6 separate regions of the Mus musculus genome follow, and regions 1, 2, 4, 5 and 6 are each linked to region 3. A link is a loop called in an ENCODE intact Hi-C map of the cell type or tissue named here. Cell type or tissue: left cerebral cortex. All regions are shown on one strand. Each heading gives the region's core, and the rest is flanking DNA. Links, peaks and the distances in the headings are about the cores only.

What was found. Peaks named below come from ENCODE experiments on the same cell type or tissue, not always from the same donor. Only the 100,000 strongest peaks of a DNase experiment are listed, where the experiment ranks them.
Region 1: a loop joins it to region 3, with 2.9 times the contacts of the local background. A loop is called at or near these places in 8 of 42 quality-filtered maps.
Region 2: a loop joins it to region 3, with 4 times the contacts of the local background. A loop is called at or near these places in 10 of 42 quality-filtered maps.
Region 4: a loop joins it to region 3, with 3 times the contacts of the local background. A loop is called at or near these places in 8 of 42 quality-filtered maps.
Region 5: a loop joins it to region 3, with 3 times the contacts of the local background. A loop is called at or near these places in 16 of 42 quality-filtered maps.
Region 6: a loop joins it to region 3, with 3 times the contacts of the local background. A loop is called at or near these places in 10 of 42 quality-filtered maps.

Annotation. Positions count from the first base shown.
Region 1 is chr3:21,818,206-21,823,056 of GRCm38, reverse strand. No RefSeq gene overlaps it. Among named protein-coding and RNA genes, the nearest start is that of 7530428D23Rik, 20 kb to the right of the region's middle. In left cerebral cortex, for the core only: no CTCF peak of the experiment used is centred there; a DNase peak (open chromatin) is centred at 2,813.
Region 2 is chr3:21,557,613-21,562,463 of GRCm38, reverse strand. No RefSeq gene overlaps it. Among named protein-coding and RNA genes, the nearest start is that of Gm31610, 70 kb to the right of the region's middle. In left cerebral cortex, for the core only: no CTCF peak of the experiment used is centred there; DNase peaks (open chromatin) are centred at 2,038 and 4,227.
Region 3 is chr3:22,072,859-22,077,709 of GRCm38, reverse strand. Tbl1xr1 (transducin (beta)-like 1X-linked receptor 1) reads right to left here and starts at 1,058. Exons shown (of 16, transcript NM_030732.3): 1 at 756-1,058. In left cerebral cortex, for the core only: no CTCF peak of the experiment used is centred there; DNase peaks (open chromatin) are centred at 1,316, 1,553, 2,750, 4,347 and 2 more places; H3K4me3 peaks cover 2,596 bases; H3K27ac peaks cover 2,503 bases.
Region 4 is chr3:21,631,944-21,636,794 of GRCm38, reverse strand. No RefSeq gene overlaps it. Among named protein-coding and RNA genes, the nearest start is that of Gm31693, 68 kb to the left of the region's middle. In left cerebral cortex, for the core only: no CTCF peak of the experiment used is centred there; a DNase peak (open chromatin) is centred at 2,836.
Region 5 is chr3:22,188,095-22,192,945 of GRCm38, reverse strand. Tbl1xr1 (transducin (beta)-like 1X-linked receptor 1) reads right to left here. Exons shown (of 16, transcript NM_030732.3): 4 at 4,435-4,580; 5 at 2,956-3,178; 6 at 1,899-2,031; 7 at 1,413-1,554; 8 at 863-926; 9 at 679-776. Among named protein-coding and RNA genes, the nearest start is that of Tbl1xr1, 110 kb to the right of the region's middle. In left cerebral cortex, for the core only: a CTCF peak has its summit at 2,239 (motif pointing right); DNase peaks (open chromatin) are centred at 1,415 and 2,240; H3K27ac peaks cover 300 bases.
Region 6 is chr3:21,567,475-21,572,325 of GRCm38, reverse strand. No RefSeq gene overlaps it. Among named protein-coding and RNA genes, the nearest start is that of Gm31610, 80 kb to the right of the region's middle. In left cerebral cortex, for the core only: no CTCF peak of the experiment used is centred there; DNase peaks (open chromatin) are centred at 2,376 and 3,335; H3K27ac peaks cover 1,769 bases.

The DNA of each region.
Region 1 (4,851 bases), core at 403-4,402, 250 kb after region 3:
TGTGTATTAGCTAGTAGTAACTATGTGGAAAGCATTTTAATACAGAAGTTATTTATTTCAAATCCCCATTCCTATGCTGTGGGGCGAATGGCATCCTTGCCATCTTTTCTGTGGTACAGAGATCCTAGCCAAGGCCTTGTTCAGTTTGTGCTACTTGAGTGTTCTGCCACTGAGCTGTCTCCCCAGCCTCTGCACTTCCACTGCCCTAGAAGAAAACAAGAGCAAGCTAGTTGTGCAATGAGTGGAAGGAAAGAGGGTAGGTTCTGGTCGGAGTCTAAGAGCTTAGCTTTTTTAGAGTGCAATTTTAATTATGACTAAGCAATTCTTTTTAAGGGGGGCGGGTAAATCAATGTTGTTGAGGTTTAAAAACTCGACCTTTTATTGACTTAATTGCCAAACCTTAATGGACTATTAAGAGAAGCATGAAAAAATATGTCACTGAGTTAGAAGTCTGAAGTTTATTATATTAGTCATCATTGGAATATGTTTTGGAAATCACTTACCTAATTAACCATTATGACTATTACTCAGTTGTTTCTATGGATAAAACTCCATCTTATTCCTCAAAATCGACATTCATTTATGTTGTTATTTGTGCAGTCTTAGACATCAGTATCTAATTGTTTTGAGGGGCTGGAGTTCCTCCTATTCTTTTATTAGGCCATTTACCGGTAACACCCAATTCAAAGTTGTAAATACAAATGTTCCTTGGTATATGTATCCATGAGGGATTGGATCCAAGAATTCCTGTCATTTGTGGAGCATCCAAAATCTGTGGAGGCTCAAGTTCTTATGATAGGCCAATGTTTGCTTGCAGCCACAAAATGTGCTGCAAGATTTGTTTTATTTATTGTGTTTTAGTGTGATATTTATTAATAAATATTTATATAATAATGTGTGTGTATTTGTGGTCTGGGTTGGCTGAGGCCACAGAGTTCATGGATATGGAGAACAATTTGTATTCATGGTGAATTTCCTTGGGCATTGAGCTTCAGTGTGGTAGCCACAGGGCAGTGATTCTAAATTGCTTGACATTTGAAACCACCTGAGGATAGACACAGTCCACACAGGAGAAATCGGGTAGCGTTGGGATTACTGTTTCTCAGGTATCTTCAGTGGACAGTCAAGGTTATACAGCACTTGCGATTAGCATAAACAAGTGCAAAAGTATAGTACGCAGAATTCTCTCTCATTGTAGGCACACCAAAGTGTGAAAGAGGAAAACAGAGGAAAAAATTCATTAGACTCATGTTGAGGAGATGAGAGTTTTAACACTGAGATTCAGTCTCAATCCCTCTGCGTTTTTTCTTAAGCAATCCCTGGATTGATGCTGTGAAGTATTCTTTAAAAGCTCTGGCTCCTCTAACACACAGCCAGGTTTTGAAAGCTGATTCGCCCTGTGGTGGTTCGGGTGGGGGTGGAGGAAGATGCCTCCAGCTCCTTTATCGCTAACCTACCTCAGTCTCTGTGAGAGAAGGATACTTTTTTTTTTAACCAAGCATCTTAGCTATGAAATTAAAAATCAAGTAACGAAAAGTTCAGTTTAGCTAAGATTTTCTGGTGGCATGTGATGAGAGACACTTCCTAAAAGCATCAAAGGAGCCTGAGTTATCGAGCTCTGACACTATCAGTTCTTGACAGAGCGGTGTGGCAGTTCTGTGAGGCCTGGAGAGGCCTAGTTTAGTTGATCTATTGAGCTTTGTTTCCTAGCATTTGAAGTCTCACTTCTCTCACATAAATACAGGGTTAAAACAAAAACAAAAACAAAACAAAACAAAAAAACAACAGAGCTGGTGAGCATTTGAAGTCTCACTTCTCTCACATAAATACAGGGTTAAAACAAAAACAAAAACAAAACAAAACAAAAAAACAACAGAGCTGGTGAGATGCCCCATCCCAAATGACGCTTGTCTTAGAAGCCCGTGGATCTGTTTAAATCCCAGAACTCACATAAAAAAATAAATAGAAAACAATAATAAAAAGCATACTCGTGGTCTCTCAGAGGTGGAGACAGATGGATCCTGGTGTTCATTACCAGCCAGTTTAGCTTCCTTCGTAAATTTTAGGCCAGTGAGAGACCCTGTCTCAACATAAATAAATAAAATTAAAATTACAGTAAATGAATAAAATAAGAAACAGTGGACAGCACCTGAGGAATGGTATCTGAGGTTGTCCTTTGGGTTCCATATGCACTGGCAAACACATAACCCCACATGAATGCAAATATGCAAATCAATAGATACCAAATCAAAGGCTGTATGACATTATAGCAGAACATTGAAAACACTCAAGATGCTTCATAATAGGCAATAGTGCTGCTTGTGTTAATTATTTAACTGTAAGTAGCTAGCTCTATGTTGAATTTCTTCCTAAGACTTTAGCCAGCTGTCATGTTTCTGCTGATCATGTGGGTAACCTGACCGTTCTTTCCTTTTTCAGACATCAACCCTACTGAGTTCACAGAGCTGCCTCTATCATCATGGGGAAAGAAAGAAAGAAAGAAAGAAACCCACCACCAACAATAAAAAACCAACTCTTTGATTAACTCAGAAATTCCAAAATTAAACCTAAAATGCTTGTGGGAAAGGCTCTAGATGTGCTTTATATATCACAGTTACAAAGCAGGCATCAGATTGATTGTCTTTGCATGTTGCAATCAAGTTTTGTGGCTACTTCCTGCTTTTTTGGGCAGTGTGGTGAGAGGGATAGGGAAAATGCTTTGGCTTGATTCCTTGCTTACATTGTTGATAACCATCCTGGGTTCTTGGATTCTGGCAGAGCTGCAAATAGCAACAGGGATGGGTCTACTTTTAAACTCCTGCCAGAATTCCTGTGGCCTCAGCTGACACAGAGGAATGCACAGACTCACGCACAATTCTTATGAGACTTCAATTGTTGTAGTTTGCTACAGGAGCCGTCCACATACATCTTTTCAGTAGATCGTAGTCTACTGCTGTGGAGGTTTGGGGGATCAATCTGTGTGTGTCCCCTCATGCTTAGGATGTTTATCTTGTAACTCTGAATTTGGAAGGAAGGAACTATTTTATTCATATGTGTAAATATATAAGTATATGTTAATAAATATATATGTATATGCTTCAAAAACCTACAGACTCACTAGCTGGCTGTGGTCCTCATCCTGGATATCTTCAGTATTTCTGAACAGAGAGAAACCCATTCTTTCTTTGTGAATGTCCCCCACTGCCCCCAGAACCAGATGCTGTTAAAGAACTGACAGAAAGCTAAAACATTCGAAGTCACCTTGGAAATGACCTTGAAAGAGTAGAGGGAAGATAAAAGCAGGGAAGCTGTTGAATGACAAATTTAGCATGCTTCTTCAGCATACACCCTTGACTTTTAAAACTACTTTTGCCGGGCCATCATAATGGGGGAGGGGAGGGTGGGTGTCATGCATCTCAGGTTGTCCTCAAATTTGGTGTGTAATCAAGGATGACTTTGAATTTCTATCCTCCTGTTGCTATCTTCCGAGTGCTGGGTTGCAGGTATATGGCACTAGGCTCACTTTATGTGGTATCGGGGATTGAACCCAGGGCTTCATGTATGCTAGGCAAGAACTTGACTCCTAAAATTTTTAATTATTTCAAACAGATATGCTATCCCATGCTTGAATGGTTCTGATTAGTCCAAAAATATCTTAGCAGACAACCAAAGGACGAGAGGTGGTTTAGTTTTTCACAAAAGTCTCTCCTCTACTAAGGAGGGTATCAGGTTTAAAGAGGAACACCTGTTTTGCCAGAACCTAACTGAAGTCTTCTAGTTGTTCTCACATAAGTCAGTGGACAGCTGTTAGATAAGATATGGCAACAATTTTAGACACTTGAGAACCATGACATTGAGCTAGAGACCTGGAGGTCCTTGGGGCTCTGTTAACCCTCCTTTGGGCCACCTGTCACGGTAGACAACACAGTCATTAAGAAAAAGAGTGTTGCCCCGTTGTTTGAGAATAGACCAGCATGTGTTCGGCATTAGTAATGTTTTTTCCAGCTTAAGTAGCACTTATTCCTGATTACTTTTGGACTGTCCCTGTCCTATTTAGTGATGCCATTATTCCCAAGTCTAAAATCAGAGGTCCTCTTGATCTTTTATTTACAAAGCCTGGCTAATTCCTCTCTGTTATGACTCTTTCTTTTCCTCTCATCTAACGCCATCACTTTAATACAGGCTTCCATGACCTCACCAACATCCTCTTGGGGTAGCTGAGGTGCCACTGGAGCACCGTTCATGCATTCTCTTTTCTAGAACCAGGTTATTCTGTGAATCTTCAGCTGTGCTCCAGTGTCTTATTAGGCTATTCTTCACCCTCTGGTTTTCTGATAAAACTCTGGCTGGATCTGTCCCTCAACTTGTCAAAACATCTCAAGCATTTTTTTTTTCACCACAGAATTGTGGACTCCTTTTCACTTAGGGTTTTGTGGGTGTTCCTGGAATTTCTTTTGCTTACTTTTCCCCAGTCACCACTGTTTACTATTCTAGCAAGCCTCATATCACACACCATTGTTGAAAGGTCTTCTCTGCCTCAAGAGAGATGTGACACCCCCCACCCCCACTTTTATCCTTTAACACTTAGGTCTCTCTTGTCATATTTATTCATGGGCCCACTCATTCCACAAATGAGGTGTACTTATTTGGTTTCCTCTGACCTTCCTCGATATCAGTAATGCATCTTCCTCATATATTTCAAAATGTATCTAATGATAAGTGCTCAAAACATGCTATAAAGGTTCTAAGATTTGAGAGCACTTGATGTTTACGTAGATCCTGAAAAGCTCTCCCCTCAGTCCCAAATCTGAACAACCATAGTGTAGAATAGGGGTTGATCTATTTGATGGA
Region 2 (4,851 bases), core at 483-4,482, 520 kb after region 3:
TAAAGCGATGAACATGCTAGATTCACTTTTGTGTTTCCTATTATATCCTATTATTATTGACATCACTTTTATTTTTAAAACTTTTACATTTATTTGTGTGTGTATGTGTGTGTGTGTGTGTAAACATACCATGGTGCACATGTAAGGTCAGAGTACAGCTTATGGAAGTTGGTTCTCTCCTTTTACTATGTAAGTTCCTGGAATTGAACTTAGTCATAAGGTTTGGCTTCAAGTACTCTTATTTACTGAACCATCTCAGTTGCTTTTATTATTTCTTCTTATTCTCCTCCTCTTCTTCACTCTCTTTAGCTTCTCTTCAACTACTGAGTAAGTTATGAGACTTTTATTTTTAATTTTTTTTGAGATAGCATCTTGTCATCCAGGTTGGCCTCAAGTTTTCTGCTTAGCCAATGGTGGCTTTGGATTTCTGTACCTCTCAAATGCTGGGATCACATGAGCATGACCATGTTCAGCTTTCTGAACTTGTAAAATACACTTCTGGTCATAGAAGCTGGAATAGACGTTGACATCTATAACTGTGTTCTTTCCTCCCTCCCTCTTTCTCTCCCTCTCAACTTCCTCCTTCTTTCCATTAAAAAAAACAAAAAGAAAAAAAAAACCTATTCCTTTTCTTTCTAAAAGCACTAAACAGTCCTGCCTATGTCTTCTTATTTGTGTACAGGTTCAAAGTTCCTCTGAAGGGCAGTTGTGCTCTATATTAAATACTTAAAGCCGGGAGAATTGGTTGTGGCTGACTGTTACAGAGAAGCAGTCTATCTTGGAGGGGAAGGCATTGCTCCTAAGCAGCTTAGTCCATGGGGCAGGTCAGCAAGCAGCAGTGGGGTGAGTGATGCCCCCGCCCAGCTGGCTTATTCCTTTTGCTCTTTTTATTCATTCCACAATTTAACCCCCTGGGATGACATTCAGCATGGGACTCCCTCTTCAATTAATTATCTCTGGAAACACCTTACAGCTGCACTCACAAGAGTGCCATCCAGGTGACTCTAAGGCCAGTCAAGTTGAAAATGAGGACTAACTCTCAGTAGTAGGCTTTGTGGTTCATATGGAATGTAAGTAGCTCAACTGGCTCACTTCTAGAAAGCCATATTTCACTTTAGGACTGGCCAAAGTAAATGGTGTATTCTGTATTCCCAGCATACTTTCAGCATATGTTTAAAAGACAAGTGTTGTAGCACCTCCACATCTCAGTGTGCCTGAGTTCAAAGGCAAGGAAGTATTAGAACAAAGTCCTTTTCGATGGTGGAAATTTCAACATAGTAAGAAATGGTAGGAGTGTGGTCTATGTGTGAGTGTCTCTCATCTAGCCTTATCATGTCACACCTCTTTATTTATGCACTTATTTATTAATTTGGTTATTTTGAACAATCACAGTGCAAGACATTATTTAGACACTGAGAAAAACACACAGATAGCTCAGTGCCCATCTAATTTCTGTTTCAGCAGACTGCTTTTCTTGGGACTCAGACGATACAAGGAGAGATTCTCAGCCTAGCCTCCCTCTTGGGAGGTTCCTTTGCACTAAGAAGTCCATCTGGGGAGCAGGATAAAACTTTAAGAGAAATAGGTATCATTCATGTTTATCCATAGTTACATCTTCGCCTATGTGGCTAAAGGATGGTCCAACCTATCTGTGCAGCCCATATAGAGTATTGCCTGTGTACAGGCAAACTTGCTAGGCATCCCTGAGTCAGGAAGATGGTGTGCTTATCAGGCTTTATCTCCATGCTTCCACACTGCCTGGGACTCCAAGGGTAATGGGATCTACAGAAGACTTGGTGCTCATTCCTGACCCACACGTTTCTGCTCCACCTTCACTATGCTTCTAAGTTGTTCTCAAGGCAAAATATCCTTCTGAGTTATTGCAATGATTTTATCCGAAGGACAGAGTTCATTTCATCTGTACTCTGGGTCCTAAAACTAGCAAAGTGCCTTGTGCCTTCCTTTGTGGAATAAATTAATAACGCAGAGGTATACGGAGGGGGTGCAGAGTGATGCTAAAATGAATCCCCTTCATTTTATAACTCTGTCCTTCTGTTCTCAGCCATAAATAAACTTGGACCTTGGAAGATACAGAGATATAGCAAAGATGGATGAGTAACAAGGGAAATACTCCCTCTAACTCAGATTCTGTGTTAGCTTCTGTTAGCTTCTCACGAAGCAATGAACTAAGTACTGCTTGGTGCTCTTCAGCCGTGTCTGACAAGGTGAGACAAACAAGGTGCTGGGAAGATCACTCTTTTGGTAAAATGCTTGCCTAACAAGTGTGGGGGCCTAGTTTTATCCTTAGAACCCACATTTTAAAAGGCAGATATGGTAGCACAGCCTTGTAATTCAATTGCTGGGGAGGAGGACACAGGTTGCTGGAGCTTTTTCTACAACCAGACTAGGTTTTCGGCAACCTCCAGGTTCAGTGAAAGATTCTAGCTCAAAAATAGAGTAGATGACTCCTCAGGAATGATACCTGAGGTTGACCTATATGTTTCACATGCATGTGCACACATGTGAATAAACAACTGCACAGCATAGCCAGAAAGTTGTGTATAAAAATATAGTATAGGAATAGAAAGCCTTTCAAGGTCCCAAGGAGGGAAGTTTGATTAATTACACACACATATACTTTGAGAGTCAAAATAATTAAAATTATTATTGTTGTTGTTGTGTGAGTATATGATGTATGTATGACAGATGGAGTGAGGAGACTGTTCATGTGACAGAATGCATTCAAAGGTCAAAGAGAAACTTGGTAGAGCTAATCACTCTTTTTTTTTTTTCATTTTGTGGCTTCTAGGGATTGAACTCATGTCAACCCGGTTGTACCCTTTTGTTGCATCTTTGTGCTGGCCTGTTTTTGAGTGAACACTAATTTTCTTATGGGAATGGGTGTCCATGAAGTTCAGGATGTGTGGTGTTTGGCAGAGGCACATGTGCTATAGGCTTGAGCATCACTGAGCTGTTAGCTGGGAGACAATGCAGGGGACCAGGGGAGAGATAAGGCTCTTTTTTCTGTTACCCATCTCTGAGGCTGGTACTTTTCATGTGCCTGGCTGACTCATTAAATAAAGAGCCCTGAGAGAACAAAAGCTTGTGCCCTGAGTTCTGTTATGTCTTTCTTTCTCCATTTTGTTTGCAACCTTAAAAGAATTTATTTTGTTTCATCATTTAGAAATTTGTACTTTGTGTTGTTTCTTTTGTATATTTTCATTTTGATTCCAACTGGTTAATTCTGACCTCTCCTCTGCATTATGTCCACCAGTTTCCAGCTTGCATAGATGATATGCTTTCTCTTGTTTATACAACCTCCCCCTATTTATTTATTTATTGTGTGTGCATGGTGTATGCATATTTGTGTGTGTGTGTGTAGGGGGGGACAAGGGGTGTGTGTATGCGCACGCCAGAAGACAAGTTTTGGAAGTCAGTTCTCTGCTTACACATGTAGGTTTCAGGGAACAAACTCAGGCCATAAGGCTAGTCATATTGCCCATCCCAAATTTCCACACATATCACATACCAGTTCACTGCTTATAGTTTCTTGCTTTATAATTGTTCCTGGTTCAAGTTACACCAGATCAGAGAAATATGACTACAACACACTTCATTAAGCTATAAACATGACAGGGGTCATTCTCTGTGAGAACATCAGGGTCAGACACAGGGGGAGAATCATATGTGTCTTAGAGACAGATAAAAGATATTTTGGAATCTGCCTCTCTATTCCATAGAGGTCAGTGTCATAACTGGGAAAGGGGAGTCCCTTCCATTGCAATCTAATTTGGTCAAAACTTGGCAGGTGAATTCTCAGGAAAACAGACTAACTGCTGCTCTCTAGAGTCACGATGACCACAAAAAAGCTGCTCATTTGTCCCTGGAGTTCATTTGGAGGAGAGAGGATGGGCTGAAACCCAATTTCATGGAAAGGCAGGATTCTGTCTACTTCCACACTGATCTTGTGCATCACCTTCTGCTCATTTTTTTTTCCCAGGGTCAATGTTCAAAGTGACATTTGGGAGACAGGCCTGACTTCTTCCTCGCTCTCAACAAATGTGGACTCTTTTGCTCACGGGCCCGTAGCAAATGCTGGCATGGCTTTTAGCAAATGCGGGCCAAATTTCAGTCTCATTATAAAATATAAAGTCAGAGTTGGCTTTCGGTTCTGCACTCACATTTCACACAAAACTAATTTGCAGTGCTTCCAGATGGGTTCAGAGTCGATGGCACGCTGCCTGCTACTCTAAAATTCATGAGGCGGAGAGCACGGGGATGGGAGAGGCAATAGAGTTTGTACCCTGTGTGGGAAAATGTGGAGGGTTTAGGATCTAGGGAAAGAAAGAGTCAGATTTTTAAAAATGACACCAGAGACAGCTTCAGTATGACTAAGGCAAAATGGCGGAGACCCAGCATGTTGTTGACTGATCAGCAGTGAGCATGACGTATGTTCTGCCCACGATGTAAGGGGTAGAAATTATTCTATTCTTTTTAATTAGGATAATTATTCTTAAACCCCTGGGCTTTGGAAATCACATCTTTGTTATAAATCAGGTGTGCATGTGTGTGAGTTCATTAACCAAATGATACTTTGTTGGCAAAGACTCAAATTACCTTCCAGGTCCTGGGGAGATGGCTCAAGTGGTAGAGTGCTTATACTATAAGCAGAAAATCAAACCAAACCAAACCAAACCAACCAACCAACCAACCAACAACAACAATAACAAAAACAACAAAAAATCAAACTCTGAGTTTGATATCCAGAACCTACAGAAAAAAAAAATGCTGGGTATTATGGCACCCCAGTGCTCAGGATATAAAATGCACATTCAGAGGCAAGAGCAAGTG
Region 3 (4,851 bases), core at 482-4,481:
CCAACCCAAATGTTACACAGAACAGACCATTTTCACAACCTAAATTTAATCCAAATTGAGAACTTCCAAAATTACCGAACACTCTAACACATGCATGATTCGCCTCGAGCTGCCTTTCAACGTGGAATTACACTTAAATGAAAGTCAGCCCCTGTTCCAAAAAAAAAAAAAAAAAAAAAAAAAAGACATCGGTTGCAAAGAGGAAGTCACCCAGCAAACACTCACAACGTGGCTCTATACTGTCAGAAGATAATGTGACTTGTGTGCCACCCCGAAACTTACCAGGAAGCTGGCAATAAGTTTGCCAACTGTATACACTTCTGACCCAACTTTACCGAGGCTGTGGCCAGGGCCTCCTCGTGGGGAGGCCACAGGCACAAGGTGCCCACACTCGCGTCCTGAGTGAGCGAGGCCCGGCCGCGCCCCTCCCCCGCCCGCGCCCCAACAGCCGCCCGCGGTCCCCGCCGCCGCCCGGGGTCTCCGCGCGCCACAGCCCGAGGGGTGCGCGACCGGGCGACTGCAGCCCGCGCGCCCGAGCGCGGACCAGCACCCATCCTGAGCCCTGGCCGCTCCCCCGCTATGTGAGCACAGGGCGGCTGCGGCCCCGCATCCAGCCTGCGCCCCCAAGCCCGCTCGCCTGGGCCCAGTGCCTCCCGCAGCCACCCCGACCCGGGGGGGCAGCACGTGAGCGCAGCCGCCCCTCCCCCGCGCCCAGGCCAAGTTCGCGGCGCCCGCAGCCCCGGGCCCGCGCTCACCTGCTTGGCGACGCTGTCCCCTCCAGGACGCGCGGCGCTCCCCTCCTGGCCGCCGTCGGCACCCCGAGGCGCCCTGGGGTGCGGGCGCTGACAGCCGGGCAGCGGGTCCGGCGGGGGAGGGGCGCGGGGGCAGGGCGCAGCACCGAGGCAGGAGGGGAGCTGTTACTAAGGGAGAGAGCCAAGCGCGCGAGCGGCCAACGGCTCCGGCTCGGCACCGGGGAGCGCGGGGACCAGCCAGGCACAAATGAGCTCCGGGCCCGCGGCGGCGACGGCCGCGCAGCAAAACAAACCCGAGCGGCCTGCGCCCGGCGCGCGGGGAGGGAGGAGGGAACAGGGAGCGAGGAGGGGGAGGGGTAGAGGGGGAGGGGGTGGAGGGGGAGGGGAGGAGGACCCGAGGAGGGGGAGGGGAGACGAGGGGAGCGGAGGGGTGGGGCGCGCCCGGAGGGGGAGGGGAGGAAGTGAGGAGGACCCGGGAGGGGGAGGGGAGCGGAGCCGGGTGGTGGAAGAGAAGGAGAGCTGGGCGGGGGAGGGGAGCCTGGAGGAGGAGTGGGGAAACGGGTTGTGGAGGGGGAAGGGAGCCCCGAGAAGGAGAGGCGAGGGGGAAGGGAGCCTGAGCCTGGGAGGGGGAGGGGAACCTCGACGGGGAGGGGGACCTGGGAGGGGGAACTTAGAGGGAGGAGCGCCGGAGTGGGGGAGGGGCGCGGCGGAGGGGCGGGGCCGCGGTGGAGGCAGCGCGGCGGTGGCGGTGGGGGTGGCGGCCGACGAGCCGTTCCACACTCGGCTTCCTCACTCGCTCCGCTCTCCCTCCACCCAGCCTCCCTCGCTCGCTCGCGGCGCTGGGGGCTGGGCTCGCCGCGCATTCGTTCCAGAGCCCGCAGCCGGGGCTGTCCCGCTGCCTGGGTGGCGCTTGAGTCCCTTCGCCCGCAGCAATCCCGCGAGCCGCGGCCGCTCCGATCCCCGGAGGCGGCCGGCAGCTGCGGGAGCTCGGCGCGGGCTCCACATGGACTCCGCGTTCAAAGTGCCGCACACTTGGATGCGCGTAAACACGCCCGCTCCGGAGCGTACCTGGAAAGGTGCTTCGCCTGCCGTGAGCGAGTTCTAGGATGGGACCCGGAGCACCGCGCGTGGGGAGACGCGCAGCGCGCACGGCGAGAGGGGTTTGGTGAAAACGCAAAGCTGAAATTGAAGTTGTGCGCCCAAATGTGCGACTTGTCTGCGGGTCTTTTGGGAAGGTTTGATGGATCAGTTCTCATTGCGCGAAAATAAAGCCATAGACAGAATGAATGTTCACTAAGTGTGCACCGCGGTGTGATATCCACGGGAGTTTATATTATCTACTTTCTGCATGCGTCTGGCACGTGAAGGCGGTTTCTGAAGTACAGTTTGGCTGCCCAATAATGTCAAAATGTGGCTGCCGGAGCGCCGAGGATTTTTAAAATACTGCGGTGACCTTCCTGAGCCTTTCAGAAACCTGGGCTGTAAGAGGCACCCTTCCTTTTAATTCTAGCATATATCTTGAAACTCTGCTTTTTTGTTACTATCTTTAAAAATACTTTGCAACCTTCTTTGGTGAAAGGTTCTAGTTTCAAGTTGTCAAAACATTTGGAAACGTGTATTCCTGTCAAGCAGTGGTCTTCCTTTAGTGCTTCAAAGATAAATTTTCAAACAAAGTATCATTTGAAGTAACTTTCACAGCTATAGACTGTGCAGCCTAACAAACTCCGAGACTAGATTAGATTTGGTTCAGCCAAGGTCAATGACTCTCCCCTGTTGGCCCCTCCCTGGAGGCGGTTACCTATTTTGACAGGCGTAGCTGGAAGGTGGAAAGGCACCAAAGAAAGTCTATGGAGTTGCAAACGCCCTTTCTACCAGAAAAGTTCAAAGCTTGAGCCTGGGTGTCCCCGGAGCTATTGTCACTTGTGAAAGAGGGAATGTTAGATTAAACAATGTCACCTGATGGGAATGTAGATTATACTGGGTTTCCAAAACACTTCTGTCCAGTTAAGGGAAACAGCACTGAGGAAGCCAAAGACGAGGCCTGCCTCCGTCCTTCAGCTGCCCAGAGCATTTAGTATCTTACCATTGTGTAAGAGCTGTCCACTTACGGTATGCTGTTTGCTCAACATAAACCTCACACTGCAATGCAGGTTCTTTGTCCGAAACGCCCATTAAAATGGTGGGATGGGTGGGGAAAGCTGGTTCCCAGCCCTGGACCTAGACAACAGCTACAAGAAAATCAAGCCACACTTTGAGTGGCTAAGGATGCTCACCAGTCTTTACAGTCAGCGACAAGCAAGTGATTCCTAGCCTCCCAGGAGACATCTCTTCCAAAGACCACCCTCCTTCCAGCCAGAAGCTCTTAGACTCTGAGCTAGCTTCCTCAAGGTGGTCTCTGTGCACGGGACAACGAGGGTGAGAATCTGTTCGTTTGTTAGGTGCACTGTCTTAGGACAGAAACCACTTTATTTGAATGTCATGACAGAAGCCGCCAAAGTTGGGGACCTGTACCTTAAACTTGCTCCAGTAAAGTGCCCTTCAAGCTTTTGGGGTTTTGTTGTTGTTTTGTTTTTATTCTGGTTTGCTTGTTGTTTGGAAGTTTTGAGGTTTTGCATTCATGGTTTATTTGATCTTTTTTTTGGGGGGGGGGGTTGGTTGGTTGGTTTTGAGAGGATTTTCCTGGATAGCTCATCCAGATCTCAAAGCCTTGGCAATCCTCCGACCTCACCCTCCCAGAAGCTAGGAGGATCTCTTACCATCATTAAACAGTAATTGGCCTTGAAGGTCAGCAGATTGACATGCCACCTGCTGGGGTTCCTACTCTAAAACAAGAGTGGAGTCAGGAACCTGAGACAAATGAGACCCTTGAGGCCCAACTTTAATCCCAGCATGTGGGAGGCAGAAGCAGGCAGATGTCTGGGTTGCAGTCTGTTCTACATGGTAGACCAAGCCAGGCAAGGCTACATACCCTGATCCACAAATAAAGAAGGTAAGTGCCAAATCCTGAAGGTTGTCCTCTGACCTCACACTTGTCACTCACACATCCTTAATACACACACAATCAACAGAGTCCTAACATTTAGATGTTCTCCTTACACACACACACACACACACACACACACACACACAAAGCCTAAATGTGAAAAATGCTTGAGCCTCCCTGCTAAGGGAATTAGCTGAGCCTTATGTTTTGTTTTTTCTAATCTTTCATATAAAGTGTGTGTGTGTGTGTGTGTGTGTGTGTGTGTGTGTGTGTAAAACAAAACTTTTCCATTAAACACTCATCTATTCATCCCCGAAAGGGAACCCACAACAAACCAAAGTACAGATACCAACAAATTCCAAGTTGGTGACCAATGAGTTTTATTGGGGTTCTATACAGGTAAAGAAATGACTCAAAGACAGCCGCATCACCAAAGCCCACCCTAACATGGGTGACAGGTCACAAAGCTGGGAACCTGGAGCACACTGTGTGCAGACAGCTCAACAGGCTAAAGAGTGTCCTTTCTGTGTACCTCAATTGTTGTAAACCTCTTCCAGGCAGCTCAGCTGGTCTCTGCTTCTCCCAGACAGCTGGTCTGGTCTCAGAGTCTGGTGTACAGCTTTTCTCGTCTCATAGTCTTAGCAACTGAGCTTCCCTTTCTAGGAGAGAGACTCTCAGCTTTTATTTCCCTATGAATCTGGTCAGTTTTAGGAAGTTCTTAAAGATAGTAGTTTTGTTTACTTCCCTGCTTGAGCTTAGGGCTGGACGGAGTTTTTTAATGTCAAAGAGACTGTTACACAACTCCGTGTGTGTGTGTGTGTGTGTGTGTGTGTGTGTGTGTGTGTGTGTGTTGAAGTTGGAGTTATAGTCAGTTATAACCCACCCAACAAGAGCGCTAGGAAGCAAACTTTGCTTCTCTGCAAGAGCAGCAAGTACTCTTAACCCCTGAAATATTTCTTCAGAATCTGCATCTTAGAGACTCAGAGAAATGGGCTGCACACAAGTGTAGAATGAAATGTTTGTCACATCAGCCTTTAGCCGTTCCAACATTTCCAGCACAAAACCAAAGGCAAAATTCAAGCAATAATTAGACCTAGACAAATTCTCGAAAAAATG
Region 4 (4,851 bases), core at 503-4,502, 440 kb after region 3:
TCAAACCTTCCCATGTCACCCTCTTTGATTTCTTTCAAATTCATGGCTTCCATTTTGATTATTGTTGCATATATTCCTAAATATACAAATGCAACCTGCTCAGTCTATATAATGTTACTTGTTTATAGTTTTTAGAACTGATAATTTGGTATTGGATAACTGGTAATTTGAATATACTTGCCCCATGGGAAGTGGCATTTAGGAGGTATCCTTACTGGAGAAGGTGTAGCCTTGTTAGAGGAAGTGTGTCACTGTGGAGGCAGGGCTTTGAGATCACATATATATATGCTCAAGTCTGGCCAGTGTGATACAGATGCTCCTCCTGGTGTCTCTGGAAGATAGCATCCTCTGTCTGCCTTCAGATCAAAATGTAGAACTCTATTCTTTTAGTACCATGTCTGCCTGGATACTATTTTGCTTTCCACCATGATGATAATGGACTGAACCTCTGAAACTGTAAGCCAGCCCCTTATAATAGTTGCCTTGATCATGGTGTCTCTTCACAGCAATGAAAACTCCAACTAGACAATAAAAAAAGACTTCTGGGTCTTTCCTCCGTCCACGTTAGCATGTTCATTGTTATGCTTGCTCAGCTCCTGTTTAGATAGTCATGTTGATGTGACATTTTTGGTATAGCTTTTGACATTTGTACAAGATACAATCTCAAAATAGATTCCCTGATTCCCTGGTTCTTAGAAACTTTTAGCTGCTCTGCACCCAACACACACACACACACACACACACACACACACACACACACACACACACACACACCAAAACCAACCAAACAAACAGAAAAAACCCAGGAAGCCATAGAATATATCCAAAGTACCTGTAGAGTAAAAAGAAAGAAGAAAAAATATAAATAAAATAAACTTAAAGTAAAAAATAAGAGAAGGAAAAAGAAAGAAAGAAAGAAAGAAAGAGAGAGAGAAAGAGAAAGAGAGAGAAAGAGAGAAAGAGGAAGGGAGGGAGGGAGGGAGGGAGGAAGGAAGGAAGAGAGAAAGAAAGAAAGAAAGAAAGGAAGGAAGGAAGGAAGAAAAGAAAGAAAAGAAAAGAAAAGAAAAGAAGAGAAAAGAAAAGAAAGGCCTTGCTTAACTTGACATTGTGAGATAAAGAACTTGCAAAGTTGCAGCAGAGTTCATTTCTTTTGGGTGTCTACAGCTGGGCATACAGCTTATTCCTAAAGTAGTTTATTTCCCCAATGAGGCTTTCTTGGAGGAAAGTCAATTCTCATTTGCAAGTAATTATCAATTGGAGATTGCTTCTGGTTTAGGAACGGGTTCATGTGTCCACTCATTTCAATTCTAAGAACCCAATCTGGTACAGTCCTGCATAGGCTCTGTGGATGTTGTCTCAGTCTCTTGTGAGCTCACATGTGTGTCATTGCTGATGATTTAGAGGGCCTTCTTTGCCCTCTGGCTCTTACACTTTTTCCACCACCTCTTCTGCAGGGTTCCCTGATTGCTGATGGGAGAAAGGTGATGGAGAAATCCCATTTAGGGCTGAGTGTTTCATCCATTTGCCTGCTCTGAGGCAGTCTCTAGCTTGAGAGCTTTGATGAACCTTGTCTTGGCTTCTTTATTCCTATTTGCAAATGAGAAGAACTCAAGTCTGAGTTTTAATACATTGACTGTCAGGAATATTAGTAAAAGGCCTCATAATTGGTCATAGTTTCAAACTTCAAGGAGTTTTTAGTTTTAGACCTTACAATGTGACTGAGCAGGATTGTCGTGATCTGATTGATTAAAACATGAGTAACTTCCTTATTTGGATCATCCTGTTCGAAAGTTCCAGATTATGCAAACAATGCCAAGCTGCCTTTCTATGACTGACTACCTCATTTTCTTTTATTTTTGAAGTAACTACTTAAAGGAAATGGACATAAGTAAACTTGTTCAGTAAACGTTGTGCCAGGCTTTGTTCCCAGAAAGAACACTAGAACATTCCATTGAAGATCAGAGCCTAAAGTGGGTCCCCTTAAGTTGGAGAAAGTATTCTAAGTTAGTTTGCCAATCTGCTACCTCCATCTTTCCTTCATCTCTACCCTTCACCCCGTCTTTCCTCTTTTTCCTATCCCTGCATTTGGGATGGGGCATAGATGATCTTGCTCTGTAACCTAGGTTGGCCTAGAACCCAGATTCTCCTGTTTGTCTCCTAACTGCTGAGGTTTTAAGTGTGTGCCACCAAATTAGTCTCCCCTTAGTAAAAGGGTTCTATTAGGGGACCTACTTTAATTTCTTTTAAAAAAAACTTTAAACTTCTATGGTTCTACAATTTTAGAGCAGAAATGTCAGCACTGGAACAAGCTATTGGATATGTAGTTCATAGAGTTAGTTAAGACTTACACAAATTTTTTATTTTATTTTATTTTATGTTTTTATTTTTATGTCTTTCCCCATCTGCAATTAGGTAAAACTCTAACCTACCTTAGTTTAACACAAATGCCAATCCAGATTCGATTTCTCGCCCTTCCTTGTTAGCTAAGTCAACTCTGCTTAACTCTATTAAAAGTGCTAAGAGATTAAACAAATGCCAGGGAGTCCGCGATACCGGTCTTTGACTGGTTCTTTGTGATATTTCTTTTGCATTTGCTGCCAAAGAGAGAGGGCTTGTAGTACAGTGGGCTTCAAGCCCACTCTCAGGATGAGCACAGAGCCAACCAACCAAGTCTTTTCTGTCTTTTCTTTGACTTTCTGTAGATAAGGCTGCTCTGCCTGGCAAGGAAAGGCCCTGCAGCTGTATAGGGAACTAACCTCCCCTCCTCCACTGTGGCTTAAGCCTAGCAACTTCTCTTTCACAGTCTCATGAACCACTTCATTATCATAATTTTGAGGATGTTGGCCAGGAAAAGAAATTAGTTGGTAGGCAGGAAAGGCAGTAATATGTGTGTTTATTTCTGTCCTCTCTCCCTGGAGCTTTTGGACCTGATGTGGATAGTGAATTCTAAGACACAGCTGCCCTTTTCTGAGAGCAGCAGTCTTGGAGGTGGGGGAGGAGGCTAAAACTAAGCAATGTTTGCATTTGCTAATCATAATAAAGAGGCTATTAGGAGCTGACTGATTAATCGGCCACTGCAGATTTCAATTATAGCTCAGACATTTAGATGTTTATGTGTGTGTGTGTGTGTTTGAGAGAGAGAGTGAGAGAGAGAGAGAGAGATGGATACATTAAGCACTGGTTGTGGCTGGCATTGAAACTTACTTCCATAGTGTGAATAGAAATCAAATAATTCTTTCTCTCTAAATGTGCTCTGTGAAATTATAAAGTGCTATGTAAATAAATTGGTGCTATTTCTAATGCTCAAAGCTATGTCTTAGACTTGATGAATATTTATTATTAACTCATAAAGTAGAGTTGTAATTAATTTTATGAAATTGACATACTCAGGGGATGTATCATTTCTAGCTTATCTGTTTAACCAGGTGTATGTTTTGTGAAATAATTTTATATTAGTGATATTCATAATTCCATGGTTTGTTATGTTGGTAGGCTGAAATTAGCATGCTTGAAAATTATTAAGGATAGATGCCTTCCTCACAACCAGTTTTAAACACCTTCTTCTTTTGTTCCTCCTAGTACACTAATTTTAAGGGAGAAGAAAATATTACATTGCTCTCTTTAAGAATTAAAATATTAATGTGAGGGTGATAGTAAAATACATGTGACATGGAAAACTGGGAAGGAGGCTTTAAAGATTTGAACAAGGGTAGAATAGATAAGACAGGAGGGGAGTAGACTAATTCAACCACGGATGTAACTGAGATTTATGGAAACCCACTTGTTTTTAAGTGAATTAAAAAACATAATTGAAACATGAAAAGGAGCTTAAACAGAATGGGTGGACAATGCTGCTCCCAGAAATCATGGGTTAGCAATTGAAAATCTTAGTGCTCTGGGATAACTCCTTATGGTCAGGGAGACCTCAGTGGCACTCAAAACAGCACAGATTATTGCCATTATTCTATCTTGCCCATCATAACTAGATGGTAGGATATTATAGCTGAAGATATAAGATACTTTGCTTGCAAGATGTAGATGAATCAATCTCTAAATGACTTGGAGATTCTTCCTTTTCTGGCTAGCTTTCATAATACCAAAAGGTGCTATGTAGGCTTCGAGGGGAAAAAAAAGATTATCAGTTGTCCTGCCCAACCTTAAACACTGTATCTTACAATAACAACCAGCTAGACAAGATGGGCACACTGGTATAATAGTGGCATAGTTGTTATAGGTACAACAAACTACTTTCTGTTTGGATTTGATAGCTCTTCTTAAGGAGAGATTTCATATTTTTTTACTGTAAATCTGGTTAGAAGCACAGAGCTGGGAAGGTAATAGGCTATTCAGGGAGAGGAACATATTATTAATATTTTTGCTGAATGGCAATATTATTAAACTACCTTCAAAATTTTTATGTACGTACCTATAAATTTTTGTTGTTCTTAGCCTTCATGAGAGATTATCTTTTTCTTTTCTTTTGCTTTCTTTTCTTTTCTTTTCTCTTCTCTTCTCTTCTCTTCCTTTCCTTTCCTTTCCTTTCCTTTCCTTTCCTTTCCTTTCCTTTCCTTTCCTTTCCTTTCCTTTCCTTTTCTTTCCTTTTCTTTCCTTTCCTTTTCCTTCTCTTTTCTTACAATGGGTAGTGGTTTATGCAAGCAGACTCACAACTGGTGTTAGGATTCAGAGCCTAGACAAGGAGCTGAGGTGGATATTTAACATACCAAAGTGGACCTGGCTGCCAGGTTCTTCCAGCATCCCATAGTCCCTACCTGTAACCTGCATGGCTGGCTATTCTTGCACTCTGCTCTGAACTAACTTTCCAGCCCAGGGGCTGGGTTTCCCTTCCCCCAG
Region 5 (4,851 bases), core at 582-4,581, 120 kb before region 3:
GTGGTGGTTTCTCGCCAACTTATTTCCTACAACAACTCTTGTTTGTCAACAAAGAGTCTGCATTGAATTAGACTATTTAATGGCTATCACTGCAATGGTGCAAGATTTTCCAGCTCAGGAGTTATAAGGAGGAAAGTGCTTGTTATAGTAAAATCACCACTAAAAGATTTCTTTTACTTGGACCTCCTATGAACCCCCCGCCCCCGCCCCCAAAGGCCGTTTACATTTTGATACCACTTAAAGCAGGTCGTGAAACTGCTTATGAAAGTGCCAAGTGCTGGCTTTTCCCGAATCCTTCATCTCCCTTTTAAAAGTGTTCACTGAAAATATGAGTCTCAGCCAGTTCCTGTCTCCTTCCCCAGCACTACCCAACTGATTAAGAGCCTGGGCGTTGCTGATGGAAACAGCCACGGCTGCCCCTGAGAAAGCCTGAGAAGCACCAAGAACTTCATTCCATGCTTCACGAGAGTCAAACCCCAGAAGAAAATGAGGAACGGTCATAGCAACACAGATACAATGAGCAGACTCAGGAAAACAAGTAGACAATATAAGACATTTCTAGTACTGTGACAAATTCATGCTTGAACGAACTCAAGTCTGCTTCAGTGATTAGCAGGAAAGAAAAAAATATTACTTTCAAATATATTCTTGATAGAGCTTGGCTGAATGTTCATTTACCTTATCTACGCCAGCACTTAGGATGAAATTTCCTTTCTTATTCCATTTTAATGCAAATATAGGACCTTTATGCTGCCCCAAGGTGCTGGCAAGATTACCTAAATTAAAAACAAACAAACACACACATTAAAATTACTTCAAACTTTTAAATTTAGAACATCAATAAAGTTAGAAAATGTCATACCATCTTTAGTCCATATTCTGGCAAATCCATCATATGACCCAGTTGCTAGAAGTGTACCTTCACTCTGGCAGAGAAACACATTTTGTTTATTACACAACTCAAAAGGCCATTTAATTACTACACACATGTTGCCTGTTTAAGTCCCAGGCACAAAAGACCCTGATCTATGTGTAAGTGCCAACAAAGGCTGGCAAACCCCCACCCCCTAATGAAGGCGGTGTTCTCGGACAGGCCAATCCCAGTGTGTGCACCGGCAGGAAGTGCTGTGGAGCAGGACTGCAGTCCCTATGCAGAACATTTTCACAGGTGACCATGAGTGAGGATGGGGCAAGTGTAGACCAGGAAGGACAACATAAAAATGATACCATGAGAATGCTTTTTATAAGAAGTAAAAAGCAAAGCCTACAATTCACTCCTAAATTCTGATTAGGATTTTAGGAATATGGGGCCAGATTGAAGCTAAAATTGGGATCTAATTTCAAGATTATATAATGCCAAGTCCTCAAATGTCTTCATTCACAGACCATTTATGCAAGAACAAAACACTCACATTCCAATCTAGAGACGTGACATCCTTGTTACTGGGCACGTCCTGCCCTCCTTCCCGTATGCAGTGTCTAAGCACGAGCTGCGTAGGGCCACTCGTGCTGTTCTCACTGAGGTTCCAGATTCTTGCCGTGGAGTCTCCAGACCTTCAGAGTCAAAAAATCGGCTTAAGTCTTCATATAAGCAAGCATTCCAGAACCCAAGCCATACATTTAACACCTGAATAAGAAGTAGACTACCAGATATAAACATTTCTAATATTTCTCTTTTAGAGCTCCTACCAAGTAATAATACTAACCTACTAAGGTAAAATGACCGGAAAGTGAAATCTATGTAGCAGTCCTTTTGTTGAGGTATTCTTAGATGCCATTGTCATGCTGCACGTGACATAATCCCAGGACACAGTGCATCAACAAGGCAAGGTTACAGAGTAAATCCTGTCTAAAACAACAAAATACTCAACAGCTAGAAAGCTCTTTGAAAAACCTACCCTGATGCCAGGAGATCACTAACAGGGTTCCAGGCACAGATGAAAACTTCAGATTCATGGCCCCGAAGCACAACCGCTTTATTGGAAGGGATTTCCACATCCCCATCTACTTCCATCATGTCAGTGTGATTATCTGCAGCATGAGAAGTAGCAGTTCTGTCAGAAGGTAAGCACATTTCTAGCAAGTATGGCTGTACTAGTTTTAAAAGTGTGAGTGTTTATGCCCAGAGAATGTGTATGTGGAAGTGGTAAAAAAAAGAAAGGGGGAAAAAGGGCTATACCTCAGCATGGCTGAATTAAACAGCCTGTAACAATACTATTCTGAGTTCTGCCAGTAGGGGTTGCTGATATCATTTCTATAGCATGAGTCATCTTTATTGCTCACCATCAGAGCCTTGCTGGATGTTTATAACAGGGACTACTAGAAATTTTACTTAGAAATCAACTGCAGATGCAATGTTCACTTAAGAGTAGAAAGGGGTTTCAGAAACATTTAGGAACAAACAAACATTCAGTGTATTTAGCTTTTTAGAATCTTAGGTAGAAAATATGAACTGTGTGATGCACTATACTGCCTGTTTTTGTGTGTCAACTTGACACAGCTGGAATTATCACTCAGAAAGGAGCTTCAGTTGAGGAAATGCCTCCATGAGATCCAACTGTAAGGCATTTTCTCAACTGGTGATCAAGGGGGGAAAGCCCACTGTGGGTGGTGCCATCCCTGGGCTGGTAGTCTTGGGTTCTATAAGAGAGCAGGCTGAGCAAGCCAGTAAAGAACATCCCTCCATGGCCTCTGCATCAGCTCCTGCTTCCTGATCTGCTTGAGTTCCAGTCCTGACTTCCTTGGTGATGAACAGCAGTATGGAAGTGTAAGCTGAATAAACTCTTTCCTCCCCAACTTGCTTCTTGGTCATGATGTTTGTGCAGGAATAGAAACCCTGACTAAGCGAAGCATGTTGGGGGGTAAAGACAAACACTGGCTATCAGTACAGCTCTAAGGATGGGGCAATGGAGAACAGTAGTGTGTGCTGAGCATCTCCAAGCATTCTCGGCTCACTTGCGATGGTATGTGCTCCATTCTCCTCCCCATTTGCTGTATTCTCTCCATTTTTTGCAGATCCTTGCTGGTTAGTGGCGGCAGCAGCGGCAGCGGCTGCGGCTGCATGCTGCTGTGCAAGCTTGTCTCTGTAGGCTTGTTGTCTTGTTTGGACTACATCGGGCATAACAGCATCTATCAGGGACAGAGACTCGATGGGTCGACCATCAAATAAGGTGCCATCCTGGGGTTGGAAAACCGGGAAAGAAAAATGAGATGTAGTCATGAGGTTAACAAACATTCCATTAACAAAATGAACAACTTCATTCTAAGGAAACCGTGAACGTGAGCAAGAAGGAGGAAGGGGGCAAGAATGACAAAGATGCAAACAGCCACCAACTGTCACTGAGGTCCTGCTGAACTCTGCACAAAGACAAACCAATACAAGAGGCCATTCACAAAAGCTTAAAGATAATAAAATGATAATGTATAACATCCAGGTAAGAAAAGCTGTTAGTAAAAAACACTGACCAATATGAATATGTCATACCACGGGATCCAGGCCTTGGAATAAAGGAAAGCACCTGTACTGACCGGGAGCAGATCTTGACCTTACTGGTTTTCTCTAAACATTACAGGATGATCATACACAGAAGTCATCTAGATGTGTGTGATACACAAACTTGACATTAGGAGTAAATGAAGGGACCCACAGATAATGCTAACTGTGGCAATGTGGTAACCCACCGCTGAGGATACCAAAAGGGAACTGGACTACTTTAAACAGCTAAAATCTTTTCATTTACTTTTACAAAAAAAAAGGGGGGGGGGGGGAGGGCATGTGTTTACCTCTACATATTCCGGCCATACACTAAACATTGTAGCTACAACAAAGTTCTACTCAGAAAGAACATGCAGTGTGTGCTTATGAATGCTTTAAAGGCTGTAAGGTCCTTGTTACAGCGCCTCATGTTCCCAGCAGCTACCCAGTGACAGTCCAGAACTAAATGAGCTCGGCTGTGCTACAAAGCTAATTTATAGAATCAGGGAGCAGGTAAGATGGCCTCAGGCACAAGTAGCATGCCAACACCAGAAATAAACACACTACTTCCACATGAACCTTGGACACGAAGCTCTGAGAATCAATGTTGGCATCAATTATAAATAAATTGGCTTCCAACATCAGGGTACATGAAACTAACAGTGTTTTTTTATGTCCTTGCCATCAGTTTGTTCTTAGTACTCTCCAGCCAAATTACTTATGTGTTAAACATGATTTCCTTTGCTTACATACATACACACACACACACACACACACACACACACACACACACACGCAGAGGAATAGTCTACAGAAATTATCCGCTGGTATGAAGACCAGTACAGTTATGAAGAATAATTTTAATCTGTCTGAACCCATGAAGTCAAGGTCAGATACTCAATAAACAACCACATTTAAGAATCAGAATCAGTGTTTGAAATGGAACTCATCTGCCTTACCTCATTTATGCTAACTTCTGCCTCTACATACTGCAGGCCTTTCTGGATGATAGAGATGAGTGCAGCGGGTGGAACCAGGGCACCATTTATGTTGGACTGACTTATATGGCTCTCTATACCAAAGGTAAACGCAGAATGAGAAAATCCTAAAAGCAAAGGAAACACTGTGAGAACTTATGTTGCTAGTAACATCACATTAAATTACAAACAGAAAAAACTTTGTTATCTTTTATAATTACATATCATCACTTGACGGTGTAAATGGACAACTAAGAAATGATTGAAAATAAAAATATTAAAAGAGAAACTTGCCAGCCTTTTACTTTCCCTTGCTCTCGGCTACTGTACATGTGGCTTCTAATGGGTTGCATGTCTTCAGGTTTTCTAACTGTACAACAGTAATACAACTTTCCTCAA
Region 6 (4,851 bases), core at 366-4,365, 510 kb after region 3:
TTTACACCTGTATAAAGGGTTAGAAACATTTTGAAACATCAGCAAAACAGCCAAAGATGAATAGATTCTAGTCACCAAATCCCCTTTGGCCATTACCTCACTCAGGGTCTGGGCTGTGCATGCTTTGAATGCTTTCACAGATAGCATTGACAAGTGACGAATGTCACTTGTCTCGATAGCATGTCCCTTCCCTTTCCTTAGTTCTCAGTGACACACGTGACTCAACTGATTTAAATTTCACTTATCTCACTTGAAAGTCTACCATATTTGTTGCCACTAAATCTTTCATCTTCAGTCCTTACTTATTTTATTCTCTGTCATCTGGCAATGCATGCTTCAGGAAAACATGAAATGAAGGATTTGTTTGTTTGTTTTGTTTTTATCTCCAAATTGTATGGTAGCATATAGTTCACTATGTGAGTTCAATATATCTCCAGTGTAAGTTGACTGTGCATGATCTTTTCTGGTGATGTGTGCCCTGGATATAACATGATCAGTGCTCAAGAGCACACTGACAGCTGTGCAAGCTCGAGTGCTGGATCGATCATTTTGTGCCTGTTTCCTTATCTGTGAAATGGGGCAAATCAATACTACATAGATTAATAGAAACACTGAGTTCTGTTTACGTTCTGTGGCATATGGCAATTTCTATTGGAATATGTACTTATCTGGTTTCCTTTTGTAGCCTGAGTTTGGTCTCCCCCAAAACATCTACAGGCAGACATTAGGCATGTATTCCTTAGATTCAGGAAGTCTTCTTCCATGTTGGCTGGTACCATGAGTCATTTATCAGTTTCTTCCCCGTGAGGCTTGTCTCAAATTCCCAGCCTTTTCAGCATCCTCTGATCACGCTTTGCTTTCATTGGCTTCAGACAAGATCTCATGTAGGTCAGGGTGGTTTCACTCACTGTTGTAGCCAAAGATGATCTTGAACTTCTGAATTGTGTGTGTGTGCATGGACAGTGTGTGAGTTAGGGTTCGTGTGAGTTCAGGTGTGCATGTGTGCATGTCTACATGTATAGACCAGAGGATAGGCCTGGGTCTTGTCCCTTAGGTGTTGTACACCTGTTTTTAAGACATGGTATCTTACTAGATCATGGGGCTCAAAGATTAGGAAGCCGACAGCTAGCAAGGTCCTGGGGCCCTCCAGTCTCTGCCTCGATAGAGCTGGGATTTCAAGTATATTTGATGTGTGGACTTTTACAAAGGTGCTGGGGATTGAATTTAGATCCTCGTAGTTGTGCAGCAAGCACGTTATAGACCTGACATGTCATCATTCTCTGATCTGAAACTTCTGATTCATCTTCTAATACTAAGGCTACAGTCATGCACCACGGAACCCAGCATATATGATACTGGGTATGCAACCCAAGGATTCCTGCATACTAGGCAAGCACTCTAGACCCTCACCCCCAGGCATCTGGTTAACATTTAGAGGTATACTTTTTAAATTTCGTCTTCCTTGGTCTATGCTTTATGTTTACTGTTCTGGGAAAAGAGTTTGTGCTTAGCCACTTCACTATAGGAAGCCTAACTTTCCTATCCCAAGGACACAGCTTATTCTATTTTTCAATGTACCACATGGAGTTGTATCATCTGAGTTTCATTGTTTTGCAATAGTTAGTCCCCACTGTGGCTTCTTCTGACCCATCTATGAAATCCAGTTTTTAATGTACCATGCAATAACAGAAAAGGGAGGTAAGTTTTGTTTAAATGATTGATATTCTGTATACAAACATTGGGTAAGAAACAAACCTCTTCTTTCCATTCCCTTCCTGCTCCATCATCTATGGCTCTTGTCTGTCAATTTAAAATTTTTAGTTTAGAACTAAAAGCAAAATGGAACTCTTGTAATTTCATTTATATATTAGAGCTAATTGTTTTTATGATGCTTAGCATTTCTGTGTTCAGAGGCTTTTGAATGTGCACTGGGACATAGAATTTATGACCCAGGATTTTGATCTCTAGCAGAACAGATCAATAGGGGTTTACCTGTTAGTAAAGGCTCTCCTGGTTCAGGAGGCTGGCCACAACCATCTCTATGATCCTGAAGTTGGGTGGTAGCATGGGCCACTACAGAGTTACGTGCTTAGAAAAAAGGTGACCCCTGCTGAGGGTTCCAGACACTCACTTTTAGTGCATAGGAAAAAAATGAAGTAAATATTAAGCAAACCAGTATTATTTTTGGATAGAAGACCCTGCCTTTTTTTTCTTTTTCTCCCAGTGATGCATTCTTAGACTTAGCAACCGAAAGCAGAAACACTAAAAACAAACTTTCTTTTTTCTTCCTAACTGCATTCCCCACATGGCTGACAGTAGGTTAAAAATACTTGGCTGGTAGGAAAAGTGAGAGATGAGATGACTCAGTCCCTCCACAAAAAGACTCTGCCAGAGCTGGTCAGGCCCAGCAGCACCAGACATCATGTCCTACTAGGCCACCTTCAAGATGTGAGAATCTGGCCTGCCTGTGACTAAATAGAAAAAGATTTATGAAGGTGACAAAAAAATGTCAGGATGATGATTAAAGAAACACAATTCAACTCTTACTCCTAATTAAAAACAGTAGAGAGTTCTTGGTACAAGCCCAACTCTTTTGAGCTCAGAACTTGTGTTCTGCAGGCCACATGCTCAGCACCCTGGTCTGGTTTGGTCTACCAGTTCATCAGTATGCTAATTGAGCTTGTGACTCCCTTTCAGCAATTCTTACACATTGTTCTGAGCATTTAGACAAGAATTTGTACTTCCCCAACTGGCTGAAAGCTAGTTTTGACATTTAACTTATAACTCACTGTAATACTCACTTCTACTATTCTATCTTCTTTTTTTCCTTTCTGCCTTCCCCATTCTCTCATTTTCTTCCCTCCCTTCTTTCCCTCCTTCTTCATGTCCCCTATCCTTCCCTCTTCTTTGGTTTCTCTTCCATCTTAATTTCTCTGTCTCTTCTTTTTATCTTTCTTTTCCCCCATAGCTGGTTGTTTAGCAAATTTTTAAACAAAACTTTAATTTCATAGTTTTAGAAAACTACTGAAAAAGGGGAAGACAGTTTGGGGAGCTCCCATGTGCCCCTCATTCACTTTTCCTCATGAAAGGCATCATATATTAGTAAGGCTCATACAGTAGTAAGGATCGTACATTAGTAAGTTGTGTTTGTTGCAGTATGTGAACAATATTAAGTTTTAAGTAAAAACTATATAAATGACATGGAATTACATGATCATAAGAAATTATTCCATTGCTTTTGTGTTGAACTCTGGTTCCCACAGGCAATCTGTGCTACACTTCAATAGTTTCCTGATGTGGTATGTAGCCTTTCCAGATTACTGTGACATGCTGCTTGAGTGCTTCTTGCCACTATACAGACTTTTTTCTTCACAGTAAAGTCTTCCAGCTGTAGTAGTAGAAGAAGCTCTCAGTGACACACTTGTAAACTTCTTTCATGCCAGTATTCCTACCATGTCTTTGTCACTTAGGATCACTATTGCTATGATGAAACAAAATGGCCAAAGCCACTTGGGGAGGAAAGGGTTTATATGGCTTATGTTTCCATATCACTGTTCATCATCAAAGGAAGTCAAGACAGAGACTGAAACAGGAACTTCGAGGCAGGAGATGATACAAAGGCTGTGGAAGTATGCTGCTTACTGCCATGCTCCCCTTGGCTTGCTTAGCTGGCTTTCTTATTGAACCCAGGACCAACACCCCAGTGGTGTCCCCATTTTCAATAAACTGGGCCCTCCCATATCAATCATTAATTTAAAAAATGCCCTACAGCCCAGGCTCCTAGGCATTTTCATTTCTCCCTCTCTTGGGTGACTATACCCTATGTCAGGTTGTCATAAAACTAGCCATTACACCCAACAAGGCATCCTTTTTATCCAAAGTCTGAACTTCATCTTTATTTCCTTGGTACACCAGTATCTATTTTCTCTTCCAAACTCCCAGTTATGGTTCCATATTATATTTGGTACCTATGTCTCTGTGGAATGCCAGAAAGGTCCAACCTTCAGCCACCTAATAGGCTGCATGCACTCTATGATAGCTGAGTTGGGCCTAAAAAGTTTGAAAATTGCAGTGTTATGTTTCAATGTCAAAAGGGTGGATGGCCCTATGTAGAGACTCTTCTTGTCTAAGAATTTTCCAGAACATCAGTATTTTAAAACTATATTGACAACTTGAGTGAAAACTGACTGGTGCTCTGGGATTGTTCATCAACTGTTATATATCTGGTATTTCTTATGATTAGGCTCTACCAACGGACTTTGAAAGACTGTAAAATGTGGTGTCTAGGGCATTTGACTGGAGTTGCTTCTCAATGTTATTTGCCCTCATAGCCTGATGGGAAGGTTGAACAATACCCTCTGGAAATACATTAGTATGCACAGTAGACTTAAAGAATAGATAATTAAACCCTGCTTCCTGGAAGGTGATAGGCCAACATAAATTATTCGCAATTCTTCTGCACAAGAGATTTATTGATTCTCTATTGCTTTGCCTAATGCAATCATTTAAAGGTATCAGTTTTGGGGCTGAGGCTATATCCGAAATTGGTAGAGGGATTCCTGGCATGCTGAGGCCCAAGGTTTTGATGCTCAGCACACACATCTGTTATCCGAGCACTCAGGAGATAGGTAGGGACAGACTGATCAGAAGTTCAGGGCCACTCTCAGCTACACAAAGAGTTTTAGATTTCCTCTCTCAAAATATAATATAAAAATGTCAGTTTGAATGCATGGTTATTAGTTTTATGATTTGATTAAAATAATCTCGTTTATTTTTCTGTTCAACAGAGAGGAAAGTTTATTTTAAAAAACCACAGTCTTTCACGTACATTTTTTTCTCCTTTAATTTTTT